Linked DNA regions of Mus musculus: all the other regions are linked to region 3. A link is a contact called in ENCODE POLR2A ChIA-PET data. All regions are on one chromosome and are shown on one strand. Each heading gives the region's core, a stretch centred on a gene start or an enhancer-like site at or near the end of the contact. The rest is flanking DNA. Distances are from core to core; before and after follow the strand shown. Region 1 holds the start of Ttc26 (tetratricopeptide repeat domain 26). Region 2 holds the start of Zc3hav1 (zinc finger CCCH type, antiviral 1). Region 3 holds the start of Luc7l2 (LUC7-like 2 (S. cerevisiae)).

Region 1 (3,318 bases), core at 764-3,263, 170 kb before region 3:
GGTAAAGGGTACACTAAAGTCTACTGAGTTGTACTTTTAAAAGATTATTTTGTAATTATTTGACTATTTCAACTAAAGGATCTGTCATCTATATCACACCACAAAAAGTAGCTAAAATAAATCTTTTTGAAATTTTTATTGAAAGTAGGACCATTTCTGAGATTTGGAAACAAAGGAATTTTAAGTGGAGTGGAGTGCTTGTTGAATTGTGCCTCTCTAAAGTGGATATATTTGCCTCTGCATACCAATTTGTGTATATACAAGCGTGTATATATAAAGACAAAAGTCATTCACTCACCAACAGATTGCAAATGTGAGAAGAGATGCAAAGGCTGGAGAAGTCTATGCAACGCTTTTCATACATTTATAGTATATATAAGTACAAGTTGTTAAGATTTTAGGCCTTTAGTGGATCTGCTCTGAAAGTTTGACTGCATGCATGCCCTCTAAGGTCTCTTCTAGCTCCAACATTCCACAATTCCATCATTTGAAAATATTTTTTGCAGCCGGGCATGGTGGCGCACGCCTTTAATCCCAGCACTCGGGAGGCAGAGGCAGACAGATTTCTGAGTTCGAGGCCAGCCTGGTCTACAAAGTGAGTTCCAAGATAGCCAGGGCTATACAGAGAAACCCTGTCTCGAAAAACAAAGCAAAAAAAAAAAAATATATATATATATATGTGTGTGTGTGTATGTGTGTATATATATATATGTATGTGTATATATATATGTATATATTGCAACTAAATTAACGCTGCTCTGGAGTAAATACTCCATTCTTGCTTTAATTGTACACACATTTTTATAGTTTCTAATTGTGTATAGGTGTGTTGAAGAACCAGCCTGCTTCCATCCTAGACTTTAAAAGCCCATTTATAGCTGGGTGTGGTGGCACATGCCTTTAACATGAGCACTTGGGAGGCAGAGTCAGGCAGATCTCTGTGGGTTCCAGCCAGCCTGATCTACAAAGAGAGTTCCAGGATAGCCAGAGCTGTTACACAGGGAAATCCTATCTTGAAAAATAAAACAAAAAGCAAAGCAAAGCAAAAACAAAACAAACAGAAGTCACCTTATAGTAAAAACAAACTAGGTTCATTCCTGCTTATGATTAAATTTTTGTTTCTCAGATTGAGCTATGCCTCGCCTATAGCCTTAACTACAAATGGTTCTGTACTGACCGTTCCAAGAATGCCAAATCATGACATTGTTTCTAAAAGTTGTTTAGAACCATCTTGCAACTCTACCTTTGTTTCAAAAGGTTTTATAACTACCTTGTTATGGCTATCTGTTGTTATGCCCACCTTGCAACCATGACTGTTTCAGGAGGTAGTTAGGACTAACTTGTTATTGTTATATTCTGCTCTTATAACACCTCTCCCTCCTATTTTCCCCATTTCACCCCCGCAACCCCCATGATCTATAAAAACCTTGTCTTCCTCACATCCAATGCTGATCTCTCCAAACTGGCCTTAGAGAGAAGCAGTCCGTGTACACGAATAAAAAAGCTTGCTTTAATTAATTTGGTCATGATGATTTGGGGTGGTGGTCTTTCTCCTCCCATCTTTGGGATTAACATTGTCTCGAGGAAATATTTTGGTATCACTTCTGCCTCCAAACTATCCTTTGCTTCAGCAGGTACCAGCAGAAACGAGCAGAAAACAGAGACAATGTACGAGACAAGCGGAGCTGTTGTCGTCCTCACCCCAGGCAAAACGGAAGTGGTCCTTGAAAATTACCTTCCCAAGAAACTTGCTTTTGAAATATACTTCCTAGTTGTAATAGTACTTCTAAATCGCCTTTTCTTAAACTGCTTTCCTAAGTAGAGACACAGCCCCATTTTCATCCTCAGCACAAACAACAAGGATTAACTCCCTTGAGAGAAGCACCTACTCTTCCAGCTGCGGAAACACACGGAACCAAGAAGCTTAGGACATTGGTTTTGGGACGAGCCCTTTCTCAGAAGGACCAGCCTCCCGGCGGCGTTGCCGTGGAAACGGAGCTCGCTGTGTGGATGTGGCAACTCGCCGAAGCACAGCCTTTGCAGACTATCTGCAGCGGGGGCTCACAGGACCGACGCCAAGATGGTTAGTGGCTCTGAATAGTAAGGGTGGGGGATTTTGAATAGGTTTGTACCTGGGTTTAGAGTTCTCAACGCACTGTTGGATAGAATCTAGGTGCGTCTCTAGAGGGCGATCCCTTTATCCCTCCAGTGTTTCCACCGGGAATAGGGAGGGATGCGAAGAAATCTATGTACCTCGATGCTCTCTTCCCTCCTGCTTCTTCATTTCCCGATACTAGACTGTGAACTGGAAAAAAGAATCTTGGAAGACCTAGGTAGTAGAAGCTGCGTGAGTGTTTGTTTGTCTCTTATGGATAAAGTTGTTGGAAGTAGCTATTCGGTTCCCCTTCAGTAGTAGGTAATGGTCCTTTTACTAAAATGCACAATAAAAAAAGAATCTGAATAGACTTCCTAGGGTCTGATGGTAAGGGTAGATCTGACTGAGAGCTGTTACCCTCAGTTTAAAAATGACTTTTGATAGAACAGTCTTTGCTATTTGTTTTACAGATGCTTTCAAGGGCCAAACCCGCTGTGGGCGGGGAGTCACCGCACACTGACAAAAGAAAGAAGAAAGGGAGGAAGATTCCAAAACTAGAGGATCTACTTTCGCAGAGAGATTTCACTGGCGCCATTACCCTATTGGAGGTAATGTCCAAAGAAGGTTTACTTCTCAGTCTGGTGGATGGTGGGTTGAATGCTGGTTACTATGCTATTGGGACGGGTGGGTACATTATGGGTAATCCAAACAAACATAGCCAGATGCATATTCCAGATTCCAAGTTAACTATAAACCTGATGAAATACAAAACATTTTGGACTGGAGAGATGGCTCGACATTTAAAAGTATCGGCTGCTTTTCCAGAGGACCTTAATTCCCAGTACTCACGTGCCTGCTCACAGCCATTAGTAACTAAATGTTAGGAGATTCAAGGCCTTCTGGCTTCCTTCAACAAAACATATGGTATGTAGACATACATGAAGACAAAACACTTGTACACATAAAATTATTAATTTTTAGTTCCACAAATGGTGAATACAGTATTACATTTAACAGTGTCAATTCACACATTATTTACCATAAATCCTGAGTGATTTGTAACTTCTTCCTATTTACATTTTGGTTAAAAAAAATAAGTGATTTTTACTATTTACAATTTAAAACTATTGTAAACCCATAAAACATTTCAACTCTGTATGTCAGGGTCATTTTTTTAAACCAATGCTAGGTGCAAATCTCACTTTTTTAAAGATTTATTTATT
Region 2 (3,180 bases), core at 644-3,143, 200 kb before region 3:
CTTTCGTACCACCACCACCAACCACAAGGACAAAAGCTCGGAAACACGATAGCCTAGAACCAACCATTCATTACTTCTGCAACACTCAGATGTGAGCCCTGGAAGAGGAAAGGGCAGAGGGATTAGAAATTATATAAACTGGGGGCGTGGAGCCGGGGATAAGGTTGGAGAGCTTGTTTGGAGGGAGTTTGGCCTATGTGAGCAAGACACTGGTTCCTCAGACCCCTGGATGAAGACGCAGGCCTGCACAGGTTATGTGTTTGGAAATCATCTCGGTAGTTATGACAGGTGAACCCCAGCAAGTGATCCTTGTCTTGGAGAAATTTGGAAGACAGCAAAATAAAAGGACTTGAGCCAACCCTTGGAAACGCTTATGAAGAAGAAGAAGAAGAAGAAGAAGAAGAAGAAGAAGAAGAAGAAGAAGAAGAAGAAGAAGAAGAAGACCAAGTAGGACCAGAAGCAGCTGCCTGAGAAGTTAAGCCACATTATTTCATGCAATTTGAGACAGTGGGTCGGTTGCAAGAAGGGGGGGGGGTGTCGTAGTACAGGCCACCACGCATACTAGGAAGAAGGCTGAGAGGCCACTATACCTTTAGTTATCTATCTGGCCAGGTGGAGAGACAAGGAGTGAAGGGTCACAGCGATCCAGGAGTTGGCGCACCCGAGACACAGGAGACTGGGCAGCACCGCTAGGATTCTGGGGCGATCGCAACATTCGAGGTACCAGAGTAGCAAGGAGAAAAAGGTGTGCCTGCAACTTCTACAAACTCTGGTTGGTGCAAACGTACTTTAATTAGGATTCTGGTGGGAGGTGAGAAGGGTAGAGAGGCAGCCTTGTCCGCCTTTCCAATAGCGCTTTGGCTACAGATTTTTCAACCTGGGGGTCTAACTTCACAGGAGTCGAATATGACCATTGGAAAACACAGATACTTGCATTACATTTCATAACAGTAGCAAAATTACAGTTACGGAGTAGTAACGAAAATAATTTTATGGTTGAGGGTCACAAACCTGAGGAACTGTATTAAAGGGTCGCAGCATTAGGAAGGCTGAGAACCACTGGTCTAGAGATTAGGAGGGATAGAGGGAGAAGGGGTTTGCAGCCGAGTGAGCCATATCCACCCGGTTCCCGCCTCCCCTAGGAAGCTGCCCCGCGGCGCCGGACTAGGCAATTAGAGAACCTTCCCCATTCCCGCTGCACTCACCGCTGGGACTGTGCATAGTGGCACCGGCCGAGCAGATTAAGCTTGCAAAGGTGCAGGCTGTCGCAGGGTCTCTGGCAGTACTTGCGACGGCAGACGCGGGCTCGAGTAGTAGCCACCACCGACCGAGTGATCCCGGCCTGGTCTCCAGTCTCCAATAGCACAAAGCGATCGGGCCCTGCTGCCTTCAGCAGCTCGTAGAGTTGCGCTTCGGGGAGGCTGATCTCACCCAGCAGTTCCTCCAGGGTCATGCGGCCCCCGTGAGCGCACAGGATCTTGGTGATGAAACAGAATACCTCGGGATCCGTCATGGCGCGCTATGGCTGCCGCTGCTCCGGCCGCTGCGCGGGACTCGGCTTCACGGAGAATCGAAACTTACGCGCGGTCCCAGGGGCGGACGCGGGCGGTGCCGCTCGCAGAGCAGAGCGGTTTCGCTTTCCAACTCCGGCGGTGGTGTCGCGAGGCCCGACCTCGACGACGAGGTCCTGGGGTCAGATTTAAAGTCAGCCGCGCGGGAGAGCGAATGGGAAGCGAGCGACGTTAGGCGGGCAGGTCCGCCGCGGCGCGGTACCCTCGGTTCCAGGCTAGACGTGAGGTCCCCCGAGCTCGGGACTGCAAGGCTGCTACCAGGAAGAGAGGAAGTAAGGACGTTCGTGAGGCTCGGGTGGAGTTTTGATGAGCCTGAGGAGAGTGACGCATCCTGGGGGGCCCACTAGAGGCGTCCTCAAATCAGCCCCACCCAGCCCCGGAAAGAGCAGACCTGGTGAGCGCTTCCTGTAAGCGGGACTCTCCGCCGAGTGTCGTCAATGCTCGCCACCACCTTAGGACATGGATATTATCCGAACTCCGCACTTGGGGAAATAACTTGAAGGAACAGGTGGAGCTCGGATGACCGAGGTTCTCGAGAGTTTGTTTCCGGGCCTGATTCCGCGGCACCAGATCTAGGATTACGCACTTTCTACCCAGTGCCGAGCCCCTCTTAGAGGGCGGTGATTGTTACTCTCCCTGGTTTCTTACGTAGCCTTCTCCAGAGCTATTTGAAGACCCACTCTTTGATCCTTTCTGGCCTTGCTAACTTAAAATCTCCAATTTTGGTGCCTCAAACCAACTGCTTAGAATGTCTTCAGATTTCCCCCACCCCTCCCCCCTTGGCATGAAGATGATTTTTAAGGTAAACCCTTACCTTACCGTAGAGTTACTGTAGAGACAGAAGGAAATAATAACTAGATTTCCCTTTGAGGAAAGCAAAGGCTGATGAAATTAAAGAGCCATCCGTGTCCCCAGGGAGCTTTCCGGAAGATTCTGCTGCTCCAAACATTAGCATTAAAAAAAAACTCCGATTGTCCTTCCAGACTCCGTAGTGAAACACACTCACCACACACAAACCTTATACGCTCTTCGGCCTCCTCCCCTTGTTAAATTGTGACTTTAAAACTTCTTTTGCACAATTGTGTTTAGTTTGTCTCATCTGTATTCTCAGCTAATTTGCAGGCCAGTAAACACTAGACCCAAATTAGAAAAAGAAAGGGGCTTTCCTTTCAGCACTCAGAAATGAAATGAATGGAGCGCTCACCGATCAGATGGGAACCCTTTCTTTAAAATCTGCAGGCACGGTGCAGGAGAAGTGTGCACTGCGATGCTTTCAAACTTCACAAGAGGGAGGTGCGAGTGACCCCACCCACTCAGACAAACACACGCTAAAATAATATTAAAAGCTTGGCGTGGTGAAGGCATGCCGGTAATATCAGCACTTGTGAGACTGGGGCAAAGGGATTATTGGCCAGGAAGATAATTGAGCAGGTAAAGGCACCAGTTGCTAAAACACAGGACACTAATTTGACCCCCAGAATTTCCCCACATGCTGGGAGAGTTTACTCTAGCAAGTTGCCCTCTGACCTCCACAACACTCTTTCTCTTCCTTCCTCCCTCCCTCCTCCTCCCCCCTCTCTCTCTGATAAATGTAATTTAAAATTTAAAA
Region 3 (3,465 bases), core at 146-2,645:
ACTTCACTGGGTAATATTTGTGTCTTGAACCAGAAGGCTGAGGAATTTGGAGAGAGGGTAATGTTAAAAATTGGGAAGAAGCTGGGTGTGGTGGCGCACGCCTTTAATCCCAGCACTTGGGAGGCAGAGGCAGGTGGATTTCTGAGTTCGAGGCCAGCCTGGTCTACAGAGTGAGTTCCAGGCTACACAGAGAAACCCTGTCTCGAAAAAACCAAAAGTTGGGAAGAAAAAGTGGAGAGAGACGACATGTAATTAAAAAAACAAACAAAAACCCAAACAACAACTAAACAGTTTTATGCTAAGTTGGCAGCTCAGTTTGTCTTTTGTGTCAGGGTGATGCCTAACTTCTGCAGAGGTGAAAAATGTCTCCATTCCTAACCTATGCTGAGTCTCCGGTATTCTCACTTTTTAAGGCTATTTTTCTCATAACATTGACACCCTGTCTCAAAAACAGTACTCTGAATAATTGTGTTTTTTTTTTTTTTTGGCAAGTTGCTGACTAGATAACGTAATTTGCATCGGCTCAGTGCCTAGTTAAACCTTGGAATTGTGATGATTCTTTCATATGATTTTAATATGAAGCTGGCGCTAGTTTGAAGTTTTAGTTCCTCAATGCATGGGCAATTATAATGAAACGGCAAAAAATATCCATAATTTCCCAGTTATTATCTAAAGTTGCGACGTTTCAGCTTAAAAGACTCGCCAGTTTTTTTTTCCTTTTCGAAAACCGGTAAGCAGCCGTGGCCTAAGTATTTCCCGTTGGCTCACTCTGGCCTCAGCCCCACCAGCCTTGAGATTAAGAAATCAACTACGGTTGGAAGGTCGCAGTCAGCAGGGCGTGGGAGTGCAGGGCGACAGTCAGCCAAGAACCCCACGGAAACGCTGCTCTGCATTATGGCCTGTCCCAAGCTCTCACTTTGCCCAGCTCCGAATTCAGACTAGCAGCTTCCAGCTGTCCTAAACGTAGCAGAAGGGGTCGGGAGGCCTGATTTCCACTGTGTTGATTTCGCGGTTTGTTTGCTTTTTCTTTTTCCTGAACCTGACATGTCCCGAACTCGGGCACTGATGAGGGGCAGTGGCCTGAGGATAAGGTTAGGTGTCCTCCGCTCGGGCTCGGGGCTCCCACGGGCTTGCGATTCCGCCAGCATCCGTCGGGAAAGCACTAACCCTGAGAACTTCTGTCGCACTACTTACTGCGACTCGCTCTAAGCTCGGCACTGGCTAATTTGCGGCTGGACGCCAGGGCGGCAAACAGCAAAGGCCTAAGTGACCTGCTGCTTAGACGCCCGGGGCCGAAGAGGCTTCGGAGTAGGCTAAAAAAAAAAAAAAAAAAAAAAAAAAAAAGAGCATCATTCTCGCGAGACTCAGCCTCCGAGAGGGGCGGGGTGAGCAGACGTGAACGCGCTCGGGAGCCGTTAGGGTGGGACCCTTCGTAGGAGGGGCAGGGCGGAGCGCAGCGACGTGGATGGCGATTGGCCGAACCCCCACGGGAAACGACTAGGCGCGAGCTGCGTGCGCGCTCCCGTCGCGGCGGCTGCGAGCCGCGTCAGAGCTCGCTTGCTGGGGGGGGGGGTTGACGGCTTCTGGCGGGTGTTGGTGTCGGGAGGAGGCGAGAGTCGGCTTAGCCTGTGTCGCGTCTGTCTCAGGAACCGGACGGAGAGTGAGGGCACCAGGGCTCACTCTCTAGGGGGGCTGCCATTTTCCGCGTTCACGCCGTCGTGAGGAGCGCAGCCCGGACTCTCCACGACCCCTCCGACTCCCTACTCGCGGGCCTCGAGGCCGCGGCGGCCACCGAGACAGCGCCGCACCTCCCCCACCCCTTCCCCTCGTCCCCCGCCCGCCAGGGCCCGGCCGGTGCCCCACCCCCGCCTGCCTGCCCGCCCGACCGCCCGCCCGCTACGCCGCCGCCATGTCGGCGCAGGCCCAGATGCGCGCTATGCTGGACCAGTTAATGGGCACCTCTCGGGACGGTAAGTCGCTGCCAGAGCCCTGGGGGTGGGGGAGGGGCCGTGCCTGGGGAGGGGGAGGCCTCCGAGGGAGCACTTGGGCGCGCGCGTGCGGCCGAGTAAGGGGTTCCCAGATTGGTAGCGCGAGGTCCCCCCCGTCTCTCTTCCAGTCCAATCAGGGCTTGGCAGGCGGTCTTGGGGGCGGTGACCGTGCGGATTGGCGGGAACTGCTGCCAATGCGGCGAGGCGGGGCCTGGGAGCAGAAAGGGGAGTTTGTGCCTTTTGCTGTTGACTTGGCGGGGTTGGGAGAGCCCAAGTCTGTCTTGGAGTAGTGGGGCGGTCAGTTTGACTATTGATCAGGGACCGGCGGGGCGCTCAGGTCTCCACCCCCAGCTCCAGCTCCTTTCCTCTGGGCTTTCGGATCACCCCTCGCCGCCGTCCTCTAGAGTGTGGAGAGAAACATCCCCTCCCTCCCTGGTCTTAACGAAACCACTACTAACCCCCAGTTCCAGGGACGCTTCGTCGAGCCCTTACAGAATCAACTTTTTTTTTTCGTGTGTGTGGAAAATCTGACCCAAACCATGGTTTCTTAAAGTGGGTGTGTTTGGCCCCATTTTGTAGAAGTGTTTAGGCCTATTTTTTTTTCCCACCGAGAGACCTCCATTTTGTTAGACCACGTATTAGAGACTTCAGTAAATATTGGCAAATTTTACCTGTGCTGAAAACAGAATCATTTTGGATATTTGATGCCCACTGAATTAGAATTGAAGGAAAGGGCTTTTAAAAATACAGTTAGATTAGAATCCTTAGAAAGAGTTATTTACGTGTTTGTTTCTAAAAATGATGAAATGTTGCTTTTGGGGGATAATTAACAATGTACTTTCAAATTAAAGTTCAGCACTTTCTTAAAAAAAAAAAAAAACAAGTCCAAATCCTGACTTGTAAAAACTCGTTTAGGCAAGTTTTTTAGCGATTTAAATGCTTTTTTTTTTTTTTTTTTTTTTTTTTTGGACAAGTTTGGCTTACAAGAAAAGACGTACATAAATTTAGCTTAATTGTAAATCCTGTTGAATTTTCTTGAGTTCTTTGCGGAAAATATGGGAGAAGATAGAACCTATTTCAAATCTTTTTTAGCAATACTTAATACAGCTTTCAGTGTAAGGTTAAGTCCTAATAAAAACCCACTGGAAATTTTTCTTAAAGATAGATACAGGTGGATAACAGATTTATTGTATAGAGAGGAGGGAAAAAATGGAAAGAAAATAAGATTTATTTGTGAGTAGTAAGTAATCCCTTGAAAGTTAAGTAATTAAAAACACCACTGGAATAACCTAACCTTTCATGCTTGGGTAAGAATGTTTATAATTGCAGCATGTCTTAACTTTCTTCCTTCTCCATCATAAGTGAGGATATTTAGAAGGGGCTTCATACAGGAACTTAACAGTTCAATATTTGTAATAACATTTTAGAAATCTTAAAGGCTTACCTTATGTAATCTTTAAATATGAATTGATGCCAT

What was found. ChIA-PET counts read pairs that join two places held with the same protein, here RNA polymerase II (POLR2A).
Region 1: POLR2A ChIA-PET joins it to region 3 with 19 read pairs in Patski. The contact joins the promoter of Ttc26 here to the promoter of Luc7l2 in region 3. POLR2A ChIA-PET finds 5 or more read pairs at or near these places in 4 of 5 experiments (Patski and embryonic stem cell).
Region 2: POLR2A ChIA-PET joins it to region 3 with 15 read pairs in embryonic stem cell. The contact joins the promoter of Zc3hav1 here to the promoter of Luc7l2 in region 3. POLR2A ChIA-PET finds 5 or more read pairs at or near these places in 4 of 5 experiments (Patski and embryonic stem cell).

The regions. Positions count from the first base shown.
Region 1 is chr6:38,379,511-38,382,828 of GRCm38, forward strand. Ttc26 (tetratricopeptide repeat domain 26) reads left to right here and starts at 2,014. Exons shown (of 18, transcript NM_153600.2): 1 at 2,014-2,083; 2 at 2,566-2,703. The coding sequence starts at 2,081.
Region 2 is chr6:38,352,710-38,355,889 of GRCm38, forward strand. It overlaps Zc3hav1 (zinc finger CCCH type, antiviral 1), which reads right to left and starts at 1,894. Exons shown (of 13, transcript NM_001347122.1): 1 at 1,206-1,894. The coding sequence starts at 1,513.
Region 3 is chr6:38,549,939-38,553,403 of GRCm38, forward strand. It overlaps Luc7l2 (LUC7-like 2 (S. cerevisiae)), which reads left to right and starts at 1,396. Exons shown (of 10, transcript NM_138680.3): 1 at 1,396-1,970. The coding sequence starts at 1,910.